4 separate regions of the Homo sapiens genome follow, and all the other regions are linked to region 3. The links are chromatin contacts, found by Hi-C or POLR2A ChIA-PET in ENCODE. All regions are on one chromosome and are shown on one strand. The core of a region is the stretch at or near the end of the contact, and the rest is flanking DNA. Distances in the headings are between cores, read along the strand shown. Region 1 holds the start of FBXL14 (F-box and leucine rich repeat protein 14). Region 2 holds the start of PARP11 (poly(ADP-ribose) polymerase family member 11). Region 3 holds the start of FKBP4 (FKBP prolyl isomerase 4). Region 4 overlaps WNT5B (Wnt family member 5B).

Region 1 (2,785 bases), core at 54-2,553, 1.2 Mb before region 3:
ACAGGAGCGCAGGTTGAGGCTGCGCAGGCTGCCCATGTGCGACAGGTGCAGGAGGCCAGCGTCCGAGATTCCCCCACAGAAGCTGAGGTTGAGGAGCCTCAGGCCCGTCAGCCCTCGGGAGATGTGCTTTAGAGAAAGATCTGTGAGCTTCTGGCAGTCCTGTAGCGTGAGCTGCTCCAGGCCCAGGCAGCCCTCCGCCGCGCTGCGCGTCATGCCGGCCAGGTGCCCGATGCCCACATCCGAAAGGTGGCGGCAGCTGCGGAGGTTAAGGCTCTTGAGGCGCTGCAGACCCCAGGCGATGAGCAGAAGGCCAGTGTTGGTGATGTTGCTGCAACCTCCCAGCTCCAGCACCTCCAGGCCCTTGAGGTACTGGGCTATGCGGCCCAGGCTGCTGTCAGTGATCTGCTTGCAGAGGCTCAGGTTGAGAGCGCGCAGGGAGCCGATCTCCTGCACAAACGCGTGGCCCAGCCCGTTGTCGGTGAGGTTGTAGCAGCCGCTGAGGTTGAGGCTCTCGATGTTGGCCATGCCCTGGATCACGTAGCTGAGGCTGCGGCGGAGGCTCAGGATCTGCACCCGGCGGATGCCCCGGGCCTGCAGGCTGGGGAACAGCGACGGGTTGGCCCGGCGCAGGTGCAGCTTGGCCTCCACCCCCCGCCACACCGACTTGTGGTAGGCGGCGTCCCGCCAGGCGGTGCACACCTGCGCCGCGCGCCCCTTGTCCCGGACGTCCAGGTAGCCGAAGATCATGGCCAGCAGCTCCGGGAACAGGCATGAGATGTGGGTCTCCATCTTCCTCCTCCCCCCTCCGCGGCGCTGGGGGGAGGAGGCGCGGGCCCCGCCGCTCCGGCCTCGGGCAGGCGACGAGAGCGCTTCTCCCCAGCCGCCGCCGCCGCCGCCGCCGCCGCCTCGGGCCCAACGGCCGGCCCCTCCCCGCCTTCCGGCTCCGGCCGCCGCCGCCGCTCCTCCTCCTGGTCCGTCCGTCCTTCCTTCCTGCCGGCTGCGCCTCCGGCCCGGCCCTCCCCCGCCCCGGGCTCCGCACGGCGCTCACATCCCGGGCGGGGAAGGCGCCTCGCTCTCGCTCCCGGAGGCCGGCCGCCGCCGCCGCCTCGGCTCTACCCACGCCGCGCCCGGGCCGCGCCGCTCCGCCCGCGCCGCCGCGCCCACGCCCCCTGCCGCATCCTCCGCCTCCTGCCGCCGCCGCTGCTCCGCGGGCCGGCGGGCGGCGAGGGGGCCCCGGGGGCCGGGCGCACGGGCTCCGGGCGCGGAGGAGGCTTCCTGCTGCCTTTGTCTCTCGCCCGCTTTTCAAACCTCCCAGCCCCGGGCCGCCCGCACTCCGCCGCCCAGGCGGGGGGACCAGGAGGCCAATCCCGGCCGGCGGCGTGCGTTCCTTCTCCCCCGCCGTCCGCGGCCACTTGGGAGCTGCCGGCCCCCGCACCAAGGACGCCGCGGCCGTCCGGCCGGAGCGCGGCTCGGCGCAGACCCCGGGCGAGCAGGCGGGCCGTGCGTTTGGTAGCGCCCGGGCCGGCCCCGGCTCCGCCGCCCTGCAGCGCGTCCCCTCCGCCGCTCCCGCTCCCCCGCGCCCGCGCAATGGTACGGGCCTGCGCTGCCGGAACTGTGGAGCCGTTGCCCTGGAAACCGAGTTCGGCCTGGTCCCGTGGCCCCTGATTTTTAACCCTGTGGGCGCCACGGGGGAGCGGCAGCTGTCAGCAGAGCGCCTCCCCACCCGGCTTCTTTTCACCCGGTAGCCCGTTATTGAGCCGTTCCCTCTCTGGGCCACGCCCCAGCCCCGTTCCTTCTTTTTCTTTGCTGTTGAAGTCTGCGCAGCCCCTTCCCACAGTTTACCCCTGCAATTCGTTACCCTTATTTCACACCCCTCTCCCTTGATTATCCCTGCGAGAGCCGCCTCCTATAGCAGTGCTCAATAATCGTCACCCCAACTCTCCTTTTCTTACTGTCCCTAATGCCCCTTAACGCCTCATTATCACACCCCCTGCTCCCCCGGTTGGGGCTGTTTACTACGACGCCTTTCTCTCCAGTCTTGTGTCTTAAATTGGAGAGAAACTCGGCTGTACTCATCTTAAACAATGACCCCCTCCAGTCGGTGTTCTAGAAATTTCTAGAATTATCCATGACTACTTCCTTCTAGCATCTTCTGATGGTTTCCAGACACGCTGTGTGTGTTTCCCTCGGTACTTGATACATCAAAACTTCCCTCTACTTCTGAACGCTGCTGCGCCACCAATGCCCTCAGTCCGCTTTGCTTACAGGGGAACAGCCTTCCCCTAAGCCTTGTTTTAGGAGCTTTCTCCTTGTCATCAGCCTTAGACTATCAGTTGTATGGCTCAGTTGTACTGATAGTCAATATATTCGTATATGCTGAATCCAATTTACTTTTTGATTAAAATGGAATGACAGTTGAACTTGGTTTAAGACAATCCAGTCGTGTCTGTTGGTTTATCAACCGTTTTATGGAAGCAGGGCACAATTCCATTCTAGGATGTAGCCCCTGGGTCCTAAATGTCCGTACTAAGGATAGAATTTCAGAAGTTTCATTTTAACTACCCCCAAACCAAGAATTTTTGGATCAGAGAAAATGATCCTCTGTATTTTAATTTATGGATCCACACAACTAGATACAAGACCAGCGGATTTATCAGAAAGGGAAAATGGTTTCATTGATTCTTTGAGGACCTGAACAAGATTTGGAAGGGGTTCCATATTCAGTGTAGGAGAGTAACTTTTGCCCAAGCAACCACTATTAGACCAAATACATACAGATTCAGTA
Region 2 (2,901 bases), core at 93-2,592, 1.1 Mb after region 3:
AAATTCTCTAATCTACCTTGCCTGATAGTAGGTCGCTAAGACCCTCATTCCAGAAGGGACCTTCCTCCTCCGTAGGAGGAAGAAATGATACACAGAGAGGCCAAGAAGAATCTGAACAAACAGACCTTGCTGGGCTTCCTTCCTCAGTTTATTAACATTAGAGTATATCCTTTGTCCAGTCACATTTTTACACAGTTGTCTATTCTTCATGGGTCCTACGCATAAAAATAGAGATCTCCCTGGTCTCTGAAGTGCCTGGTGGTGTAAAACTTTGATTAGATTTGCTCTGCTTTTACCTTGTTAACCTATCTTCTGTTTTAAGGAGTGGTGGCTGTGATCCTTACAATGGGTGGTGAGGAAAGGTACTAAAGTTTTCGGCCCCTACGTTGCACTTTAAATAAATAAATGTATAAAAGCAAAGTAGACAAAGACACATGAAGTCATAATGAAAATACCAGAGTCAGCCAAGGAAGAAGGCAGACTTGCAGTTGAAATGCTCCAGATCACTTTGTCCACCGAACGAAAACATCTAAGAACATACAGTCCATACTCCAAGTTTTAAACGACTGTCCACCAAGAAGGGAAAAGGAGAACTGATGGCTCCTCTTAGGCCCATTCAAGACAAGGGGGTCCCAATTCCCTTGCTTTAGACTGGTGGGACTGGCAGGTAAACCTGAGGCAAATGACTGACTACAGGTTCCAAGGCCAGTTACTCCAATTAGAAAGCAAAACACAAAGTTTCAAAAAACAGTGAAGGCAGTCGGGAGGCTGAGGCACGACAATCGCTTTAACCCGGGAGACGGAGGTTGCGGTGGGCCGAGATCACGCCACTGCACTCCAGCCTGGACAACAGTGCGAGACTCCGTCTCAAAAACAACAACAACAACAAATGGTGAAGGGATGAGGCTGAAACATCACGGGAAGTAAAATAAATAATTGTAACAAGAAAACAATAAAGCATTGGAGAATCCACCCAGGCACTTCCACTGCTTAAAAAGGTACAGACTACAGAAGCCAAAAGGCCCGGGAACTCCGGTCCCGGAACTCAACACCCAGACTGAAGCGAGCGCGGGGAAGCAGTTCCGGTGACCCCCTCCCGCCCCTCTCTCATCAACCCCGCCCCCTGGGCCCGCCCCGTCCCGCCCGGCTACTCACTGGATTCGCTTCCCACATAACGGTGACAAAATCGAGCGGAGAGAGCCTGTGGGAAGGGGCTAGCCGCGGGGCCTGGGTGTTGGATTTTTTTTTTTCCCGCGGGTCCCCGGGAGCGAAGGGACGGAGATGCAACCTTTACGAAGGCCTTCCTCCTCCCCCTCCCTGTCACAAGCCAGCGTTTACAGACCACCCAACCTCCCGACTTCCGCCCGACGTTGGCCAGTCAGATCTGTCTCCGCCCCACTCCTACAAGCTCGCCCCGCCCCTGCACGCTTATCCATACGCGCGCGGGCGGTCGTCCTGGGCGGGGCTTGCGAGTCTGTGTCTGACGAAGGAGTTTAAAGGGTTTCTGGTCCAACTGTATCACCCAGTGATCTTAAAGCCACGGCTGGCTGTATTTCTTTCCTATGAAACAAATTTTTATTGATCACCGTGTAACGACCAAGAGTCACACAGGCCTGGCAATGGCATTTGGGAGAAACTTCATAATCTTTCAATATCTTCATCCTCAAAATGGAGATGGTAGTAATATCTCCCTATGAGTGAGATTATTGAAAGCATTTAGCACAGTATTTGGCACACAGAGTTCAATAAGTGACGGTTATTTGCTCACAAGGGAACCTTTACATACTATCCCTGCCCTCAAGATTTTATAATCTAGAAAAGAAAGCAAAAAGTAGTTTAGAAAAGTTAAAAAGTGCAATATGATTTATAGGTAATATGGTGAATAGAGAGTGCTATGCGAGCATATTTACCTAGAGTAGAGTGTCAGGAAAGCTCCCTCAAGATGTTTAAAACCATGAGGATGTATTCCTACTGATGTAAAGAGAGCTAACAGAGTGAAATAATCTTCCATGCAACAAAGGATCTACCCCATAGGAAATGAAAATTAAACAGCTCATTATAGATCCTTCTGGACTTTTCTATGCCTCTACACATTGAAAAAAATGTAATCAAAGAATACCTATAGATTTAGAACCTGATTTTTTTTTCACTTTAAAGATTATGTGGCTATCCTTCCATTCCATTAAGTTTAAATCTGTTTCATCATTTTATTTATTTATTTAGGCAGAACCTCGCTCTGTCGCCCAGGCTGGAGCGCAGTGGCGCCATTTTGGCTCACTGCAACCTCCGCCTCCCGAGTTCAAGCGATTCCCGTGCCTCAGGCTCCTGAGTAGCTGGGATTACAGATGTGCGCCACCACGTCCCGCGAATTTTTGTATTTTTAGTAGAGACAGGTTTTCGCCATGTTGGCCAGGCCAGTCTCGAACTCCTGACCCCAGGTGATCCACCTGCCTTGGCCTCCCAAAGTGCTGGGATTACAGGTGTGAGCCATCTTGCACCCGGCCATATTTTAAAGTAGACTCATGGCATTCCATAACTTATGCGTATACTACGTACACACAAATAGACACACACATTTGAAATAATCTACTGAATAGACGTTTGAGTGGTTTTCTATTTTTCACTATCCCAAAAAAATCCTTCAACAGGCATTTCTTCACATTTGTCCATTTACTTCTTGGAATTAATTCCTGGAAATAAAATAGTTTACTAAGAGATTATTTTTGCCAAATGGTTGACCAGTTGCCCCCATGTCATTTAGTGAATATTCTTTCCTCACTACTTTGAAGTGCCACTGTTAATTACAACCTAAATTTGCATATACATATACATAGGTATACATACACGTATATATCTGTTTCTGAACATTCTCCTCTATTAATTATCTGCTTATTCCTAAAA
Region 3 (2,980 bases), core at 411-2,910:
CTCCCGGAGTTTGGGTGACCCCTGGCACTGTTACTTCTGCATAAAAGTAGTGGATTTAACCCCTACAGAGGCAGCGCCCCGTATCCTCTGAAGCTGTCTCCAGCCACCTAAAGAGACGTCTTCATTATGGCTCAACTCATTTGGGCTGTAAATTGCTGAAGCGAAGGGCTTTTTCTTCTGCATCCCTTTCAAGTTCCGTCGGCAGGGACTACAATAAATCATCACATTATGACGCTGAAAGTTCATCTCTAAAAAGCTTTCAATTTAGTTTGATGAGACTAATGGCGTCCAATCGCACAGTGCCGGGCACATAACGGGAAGTCCAAAAATACAGTTATTATTGGAATAAAAATTCAGGCTGGGCGCAGTGGCTCACGCCTGTAATCCGAGAACTTTGGGAGGCCGAGGCGGGCGGATCATTTGAGACCAGATGTTCGAGACCAGCCTGGGCAACATGGCGAAACCCCGTCTCTACTAAAAATACAAAAATTAGTCGGCGTGGTGGCGGACGCCTGTAGTCCCGGCTACAGAGAGCCAAGATCGCACCACCGCACTGCAGCCTGGGCGACAGAGCAAGACCCTGTCTCAAAAAAAAAAAAAAAAGAAAAAAAAATCAGCCAAGACTTGGAAAAAGAAATTTAAAAAAGGAAAATTCATGCAGCCAGTAACTATTGGGACATCACTCACCAGGCACTATGCTAAACTGGGGTTAGGTGCTGAGCAAAACCAGGCCCCTCTCTAGATGGCTCTCTAGGTCCCACGACCATAGCTTAGGTGACACCGGCACCTGCGCGCTCCACAGCCTGTCGAAAAACACTCGGGAAGCAAACATTGAGAAGAAAATACTCCTTCTGTGGGCCTTTAGGAAAACCGAGTGACTTTTTTCGTGAGGGGAACCCATCTTTGTAAGCATTCGCGGAAACGGCAGTTTTATTACCGCCGGGAAGGGTCCCCTGAGTGTGTGCCCCATCTGAGTTCCGAGCTGGGCGGGCCATGCCTTGCCAACCCCGCTGCTCGCAGCATCTGCAGGCGCTGAGCGAGGCATCGCTGCCTGGCCGGGGCTTCTCGGATCTGGGGAAATCGAGGTCGCTTTCCCCGGCTCTCTGCAGCGGGGCAGCGCTGTCCACTCACTCCCCGCTCCCCGCGCACGCCCTTGCCCTCTTTCCCCCAAGTAGGGAAGGGTCTACGCGGGTCATAGCAGAGAGGCCACGCCGCCCGTGGTGACGGCCGGTCCCGGGGAGGGGGCGCCGCCACTGCCATCCCGCAGCCTGCGCTCCCCACACCCCGCCGCAGGCGCAGCGGACTGGTGGAGTGATGTCGGGAGATCGATCGAGAAGAATCTGGAAGAATCCGGTTAGACAGGGAAGCGGGCGGGGATGGGAGGGAGGGAGGAAGGGCCAAGGGAGGCCGCCGGGGAGATCCCGAGTCCGAGGGTCCCAGGAGAAGGGGGAGGGGGCAGGCAGCCAGAAGGAGGCAAGAACCAAAAAAAAAAAAAGAAAAAAAAATTCCGAAGCGCCCGCAGCACTGAGCCCGAACCGGCTCAGTCCCGCCGTCTCTAGAAAGTTCTGCACCCCGCCCCCTCTGTCTGCGCTCCCGCTCCTCCCAGCCCCTCCCTCGCGGCGGGGCGGGACCAATCGCTCCCCGAGCCGCTCCTGACCCACCTACCCCAGCTCTCGCGCCGCGTGCAGAGGTGCTCAAGCCTCCTCGCGGTCCGCAGTCAGTGCCGCCGCGCCCGGCCTCCCGCACGCCCCGCAGGTAGCGCCCCCGCCCGCGGCCCAGAGTGCGCTCGCGCCGGCACCAGCTCCCGGATAAACGGCGCGCCGCGCGGAGATGACAGCCGAGGAGATGAAGGCGACCGAGAGCGGGGCGCAGTCGGCGCCGCTGCCCATGGAGGGAGTGGACATCAGCCCCAAACAGGACGAAGGCGTGCTGAAGGTGAGGGGCGGCGGGGCCTGCGGAGGCGTCGGAACCCGGGGCCCCGCGGGCCGCCCTTCCGCCGCGCCCGGAGCCCGCGGCCGGGCACGGGTCGAGGCGGCCGCCTTTGCAGCCTCGCGGCCGTCCCGCCGGGGGCCGGTGGCATCGCCGTCCCGGACCGGGCTGCGTCGTTTAAGGCACCGAGGCCGGCCATGCGCTCGGCAGGGGGGCGGCCTAGGTGCGCGGGCCGAGGCCCCAGGCTCCCCAGCCGGCAGCGCCCGGGCCCGGGCAGGGGGTCGGGATTGCAGTGCCCACCCCGGCGCGCGCGGGGCGGCGGAGAGGGGCGGGGCGAGGCGACCGCCGCGGGCACCCGAGCCGCAGCCCGGGGCCAGGCCGGGCCTCCCACGCCACGCCGCCCCCGACCTCGCGGCCCCAGCGGAGCTGCCAGCCGCGGGCCGCCTCGTTGGTGGCGGTGCCAGGGCTCGCCCACCCGGGCGGTGGAACACGGGCCAGGACGGGGAGCGACTCCCCACAGTGCTTTCCTGGCCCTTCGGCCTTTGTGCGACGCAGGCGCGACAGGGTTCCGGCGCCCTCCCGGGGTCCCCTGCCGACGCCGGGACCCAGCGAGGTCCCCACTCGCCGCGCGGCGCCCCCTCCCTCGGCCCCGGGGAGGCCGGGCGCGGGGCATGCCGGGAGCTGTAGTCCCCTCCCCCCTCCGCCGCCTCCCGGAGCCAGGGCTGCGGGGTGTGGGGCGGGGAGGAGGCGCTCTGCTGTGGAGCCTGCCGCCGAGTGACCGCTCGACTACAAATAGCCTGGGGAGCTGCGGGGAGGGCATCTTGACCTGGGCCAGGACAACCTGCCTTGGGTCGGAGCAGGTTCCAGGGAGAATCAGAGATGGTGAATTCCCAGCCTGCGTCTTATGCCTTCTCCCCATCCGCTGCTGCGTCCTCATCCTGGCTTCCCACCGCTGAGCTCCGCGTGTGCGGCACCCACCTCAGGGGGCCTTTACCTGGTCCAGAAGTGCATCTGTCTTTGCACCAGATTATTGGGGACCTCAAGCGTCTGC
Region 4 (3,223 bases), core at 531-3,030, 1.2 Mb before region 3:
CCTCTCTCCAAGGAACAGGCCTCGGCCATCAGTCACCATCTGAGGCCAGAGGTATTCACTGCTTGCCTCCTCACACCTACACACAAAGTTCTCCAGCAAGGACTGAGTGATGGCTGGGATGGAAAATAGACAAGTATTTTAGAACCATATTAAAAAGAAAAAAAGATTATCCAGGATCTGATGTCTTGACACAGAGTAAATCTTAGGCTACTTTGCCAGAAGTTTCTCTTGGCCTGCAAGAGCATCTAGTAGCTCCTTCTTAGACGGTGGCGGCAACACCAGTGGCTGATGGTGTTTTGCCACTCAAGGATTTCTAAGCATTTTCCAGATAAAAGCCTGGTGCCTAATCCTGTAACATTCCTGTCTGTCACCAGGCTCAGCACACCATTAGATAGAAGTGGAAGAGGAGCTGAGAGGCGCTTTTCCAGGGACAGATCGTAGAACTAAAACTTTTTTCTTTTTTTTTGAGACGGAGTTTCGCTCTTGTTGCCCAGGCTGGAGTGCAATGGCGCGATCTCGGCTCACTGCAAACCTCTGCTTCCCAGGTTCAAGCGATTCTTCTGCCTCAGCCTCCCTAGTAGCTGGGATTACAAGCATGTGCCACCACGCCTGGGCTAATTTTGCATTTTTAGTAGAGACGGGGTTTCTCCATGTTGGTCAGGCTGGTCTTGAACTCCCGACCTCAGGTGATCCGCCCGCCTTGGCCTCCTAAAGTGCTGGGATTACAGGCATAAGCCACCATGCCCGGCGAACTAAAACATTTTTGAAAGCTTTTTTTTTTTTTTTTTTTGCTTTTTGAATTAGCAGTCTGGGCTGAAAATCGGCATTTCCCCCTATCGCCTACAAAAGGAGCCTATATATATATATATATATCTACAAAAGGAGATTTTGTATATATACATATATATATATAAAATCAGTAGTAAAATATGAAAAAAATTGCAGATATTCCTATCTCTACAATGTCTTTGAATTCAGGGAAGGATGGAGGGGGTGTTTAAGCTGGTGCACTTCCTCTTGGATTTGTTTTCCTAAAATTCTGGTCCTTGCCCTGCAGGGTCTTGCTCCGACTCTCCTTCCCCAACTCTGTCTGAGTGTTTGCCCCTGCAAGAGATGCTTATCCGTGCTCCGAGTTGCTAAGTGGCAAAGTGCACAGTTTCCAACCCTTAATGTTTCCTCCTCTCAGCAGTGCCAGACGCCTGTCATCCATCTCTAAGCCAAGGACCATTTCCAGAGGAATGTCAGGCTGCAGCTCAGACCCAGGGCATTTGGGATGGAAGGGTCATTGCAGGCCCCATCTTTGAAGTGTCTGTCAGGATGGGGTGTCAGTTCCTTTATGTCTTGGACCTGGAGCTGCCCGGCTAAGTGCTGGTGCCTTTAACCTTGGGGAGAGCCTTCCTTCCTCCTCTGCTCTAAGCCAGCTTTAAGCCCCGAGATTGGAGTGGATAAGTGCTTGTTATTCTGAGTCCTTTCTGGGTGGCCTTGGAGGTTAGTGAGCCTCTCTAGAGCTTCAGTTTCTCCACCATAAAATAGTGGGAATAATTCCGTACCAGAAAAAACTCAGGAAGACTTTTGCCAACAGTCATATGCACTGATGATGGCTGTGCTGTCTCTTGCACCTGCAGTGGTCTCTGCTTAGCTCTGAATAAAGACACAATCTGGGGGCTCTTGAAAAGAAATCTAAGAGAAACCCTTGAAAAATGAGTCCTGACTCAGTTGGTGACAATAGCCATGCATAAGAAAATGCTCTGCAGCCGGCTTGCGTTTTCATCCCGCCATCTGCACGTCTAGGCCTGCTGCCAGGGTTGGTTGCCATGGTGCGTCAGCATGCTGCCGTTGAAAAGCACTCTGTAAGCAGCTTTCTGGTCTGCTCTTGCTTTTACATTTTGATTTGGGATAACTCAAGTTCAAATCTACTCCACGTTGTGGCGGTTCTGTGACTTCTGGGGTAGACTTGTTTTAGATGAACCGCTCCTGCAGGCAGGCCCAGCTGCTTGCAGTTCCCTTGCACGTTGCTTCACTGTGTTACTCCAGCTCTCCCAAGGGGGCGTCTGGGGGCTGCTCGGGAGGAAGACGGTGGTCTTGCTCACAAATGGATGGTGTATGGCAAGACTCCTGATGACTCTATGGAGTTAGTGACTACATGGTAACATGGGGAAAGGGACCATTTAATTCTCAGGGTATTTGACAGGATCAGGGAGAGTTTTGGGCTAACCACGGCTATGCCAGTGATTTCTGTGATAGGCTTGTGATACAATTGGATTCTTTTTTCTGACTTGTGCTCCTATTACGCAAAAGCTGGACACATTTTGTTATTTTGTTTTGTTTTGCTTTGTTTCTAGAGATGGAGTCTTGCCCTGTTGCCCAGGCTGGAGTGCAGTGGCACAAGCATAGCTTGCTGCATCCTCAAATTCCTGGGCTCAAGTGATCCTCCTTCCTCAGCCTCCCCAGTAGCTGGGACTACAGGCACCAGCCACAGTGCCTGGCTGTATTTTGTTGGTTATTATTTATTTGTTTGAGGCTTTGATCAAGATGGAGATATCTTTGTTTTCCGATTGTGAAAAGGATGCATTGATTGTAACAGGTTTTGAGGAATGAGAAACCAGTAGAGTAGAAAGTGAAAGTGCCTGGTGCCATCCTCCCGGCTGATGGGGACAAGTTGCCTTGCCGCCCCAGGGTTCTTTTCTGTGGTGCCTCTTTTATGTTTTCCCCCTGAGCACCTGAGCATCTTGGAAAGATCTTTGCATGCATTTGAAAAGCTATCTATCCCCTACCCTACCGGCCCCTCCTGTGTACTAGGCCTGTGGCTACCCCAGCCACCCTCTGGGCCTCTTCCACCGGGATCCTCCTTCTTACTGCCTTCTTTCTCTTCCCCTAGGCTGTGTATAAGATGGCAGACGTAGCCTGCAAATGCCACGGCGTCTCGGGGTCCTGCAGCCTCAAGACCTGCTGGCTGCAGCTGGCCGAGTTCCGCAAGGTCGGGGACCGGCTGAAGGAGAAGTACGACAGCGCGGCCGCCATGCGCGTCACCCGCAAGGGCCGGCTGGAGCTGGTCAACAGCCGCTTCACCCAGCCCACCCCGGAGGACCTGGTCTATGTGGACCCCAGCCCCGACTACTGCCTGCGCAACGAGAGCACGGGCTCCCTGGGCACGCAGGGCCGCCTCTGCAACAAGACCTCGGAGGGCATGGATGGCTGTGAGCTCATGTGCTGCGGGCGTGGC

What was found. Hi-C counts contacts between places; a loop is a spot of excess contacts on that map. ChIA-PET counts read pairs that join two places held with the same protein, here RNA polymerase II (POLR2A). Pooled maps may share reads with other maps.
Region 1: a map of CD8-positive, alpha-beta T cell shows a loop between it and region 3 (22-fold over the local background). The contact joins the promoter of FBXL14 here to the promoter of FKBP4 in region 3. A Hi-C loop is called at or near these places in 1 of 168 maps with a recorded cell type or tissue (CD8-positive, alpha-beta T cell) and 6 of 50 pooled maps. POLR2A ChIA-PET finds 5 or more read pairs at or near these places in 1 of 52 experiments (WTC11).
Region 2: a loop to region 3 is called in a map of B cell, with 7 times the contacts of the local background. The contact joins the promoter of PARP11 here to the promoter of FKBP4 in region 3. A Hi-C loop is called at or near these places in 2 of 168 maps with a recorded cell type or tissue (B cell and gastrocnemius medialis), 1 of 37 single-sample maps with no recorded cell type and 9 of 50 pooled maps.
Region 4: a loop to region 3 is called in a pooled map, with 2.0 times the contacts of the local background. The contact joins the enhancer-like site here to the promoter of FKBP4 in region 3. A Hi-C loop is called at or near these places in 1 of 168 maps with a recorded cell type or tissue (B cell) and 4 of 50 pooled maps. POLR2A ChIA-PET finds 5 or more read pairs at or near these places in 1 of 52 experiments (OCI-LY7).

What each region holds. Positions count from the first base shown.
Region 1 is chr12:1,593,278-1,596,062 of GRCh38, forward strand. FBXL14 (F-box and leucine rich repeat protein 14) reads right to left here and starts at 1,304. Exons shown (of 2, transcript NM_152441.3): 1 at 1-1,304. The coding sequence starts at 789. RefSeq lists enhancers at 379-568, 1,939-2,008 and a silencer at 809-1,678.
Region 2 is chr12:3,872,057-3,874,957 of GRCh38, forward strand. PARP11 (poly(ADP-ribose) polymerase family member 11) reads right to left here and starts at 1,343. Exons shown (of 8, transcript NM_020367.6): 1 at 1,156-1,343. The coding sequence starts at 1,173. The region is part of intron 1 of PARP11-AS1 (PARP11 antisense RNA 1); the gene reads left to right. RefSeq lists a silencer at 1,011-1,120 and enhancers at 1,792-2,312, 2,313-2,832.
Region 3 is chr12:2,793,310-2,796,289 of GRCh38, forward strand. FKBP4 (FKBP prolyl isomerase 4) reads left to right here and starts at 1,661. Exons shown (of 10, transcript NM_002014.4): 1 at 1,661-1,935. The coding sequence starts at 1,831. The region is part of intron 2 of ITFG2-AS1 (ITFG2 antisense RNA 1); the gene reads right to left. RefSeq lists enhancers at 540-1,085, 1,086-1,630 and silencers at 1,480-1,859, 1,890-1,949, 2,300-2,709.
Region 4 is chr12:1,642,916-1,646,138 of GRCh38, forward strand. WNT5B (Wnt family member 5B) reads left to right here. Exons shown (of 5, transcript NM_032642.3): 5 at 2,879-3,223. Among named protein-coding and RNA genes, the nearest start is that of WNT5B, 15 kb to the left of the region's middle. Within about 2 kb of position 1,781, at least 2 of the 41 ENCODE cell types and tissues checked have a DNase peak (open chromatin) inside an H3K27ac peak, as active enhancers do.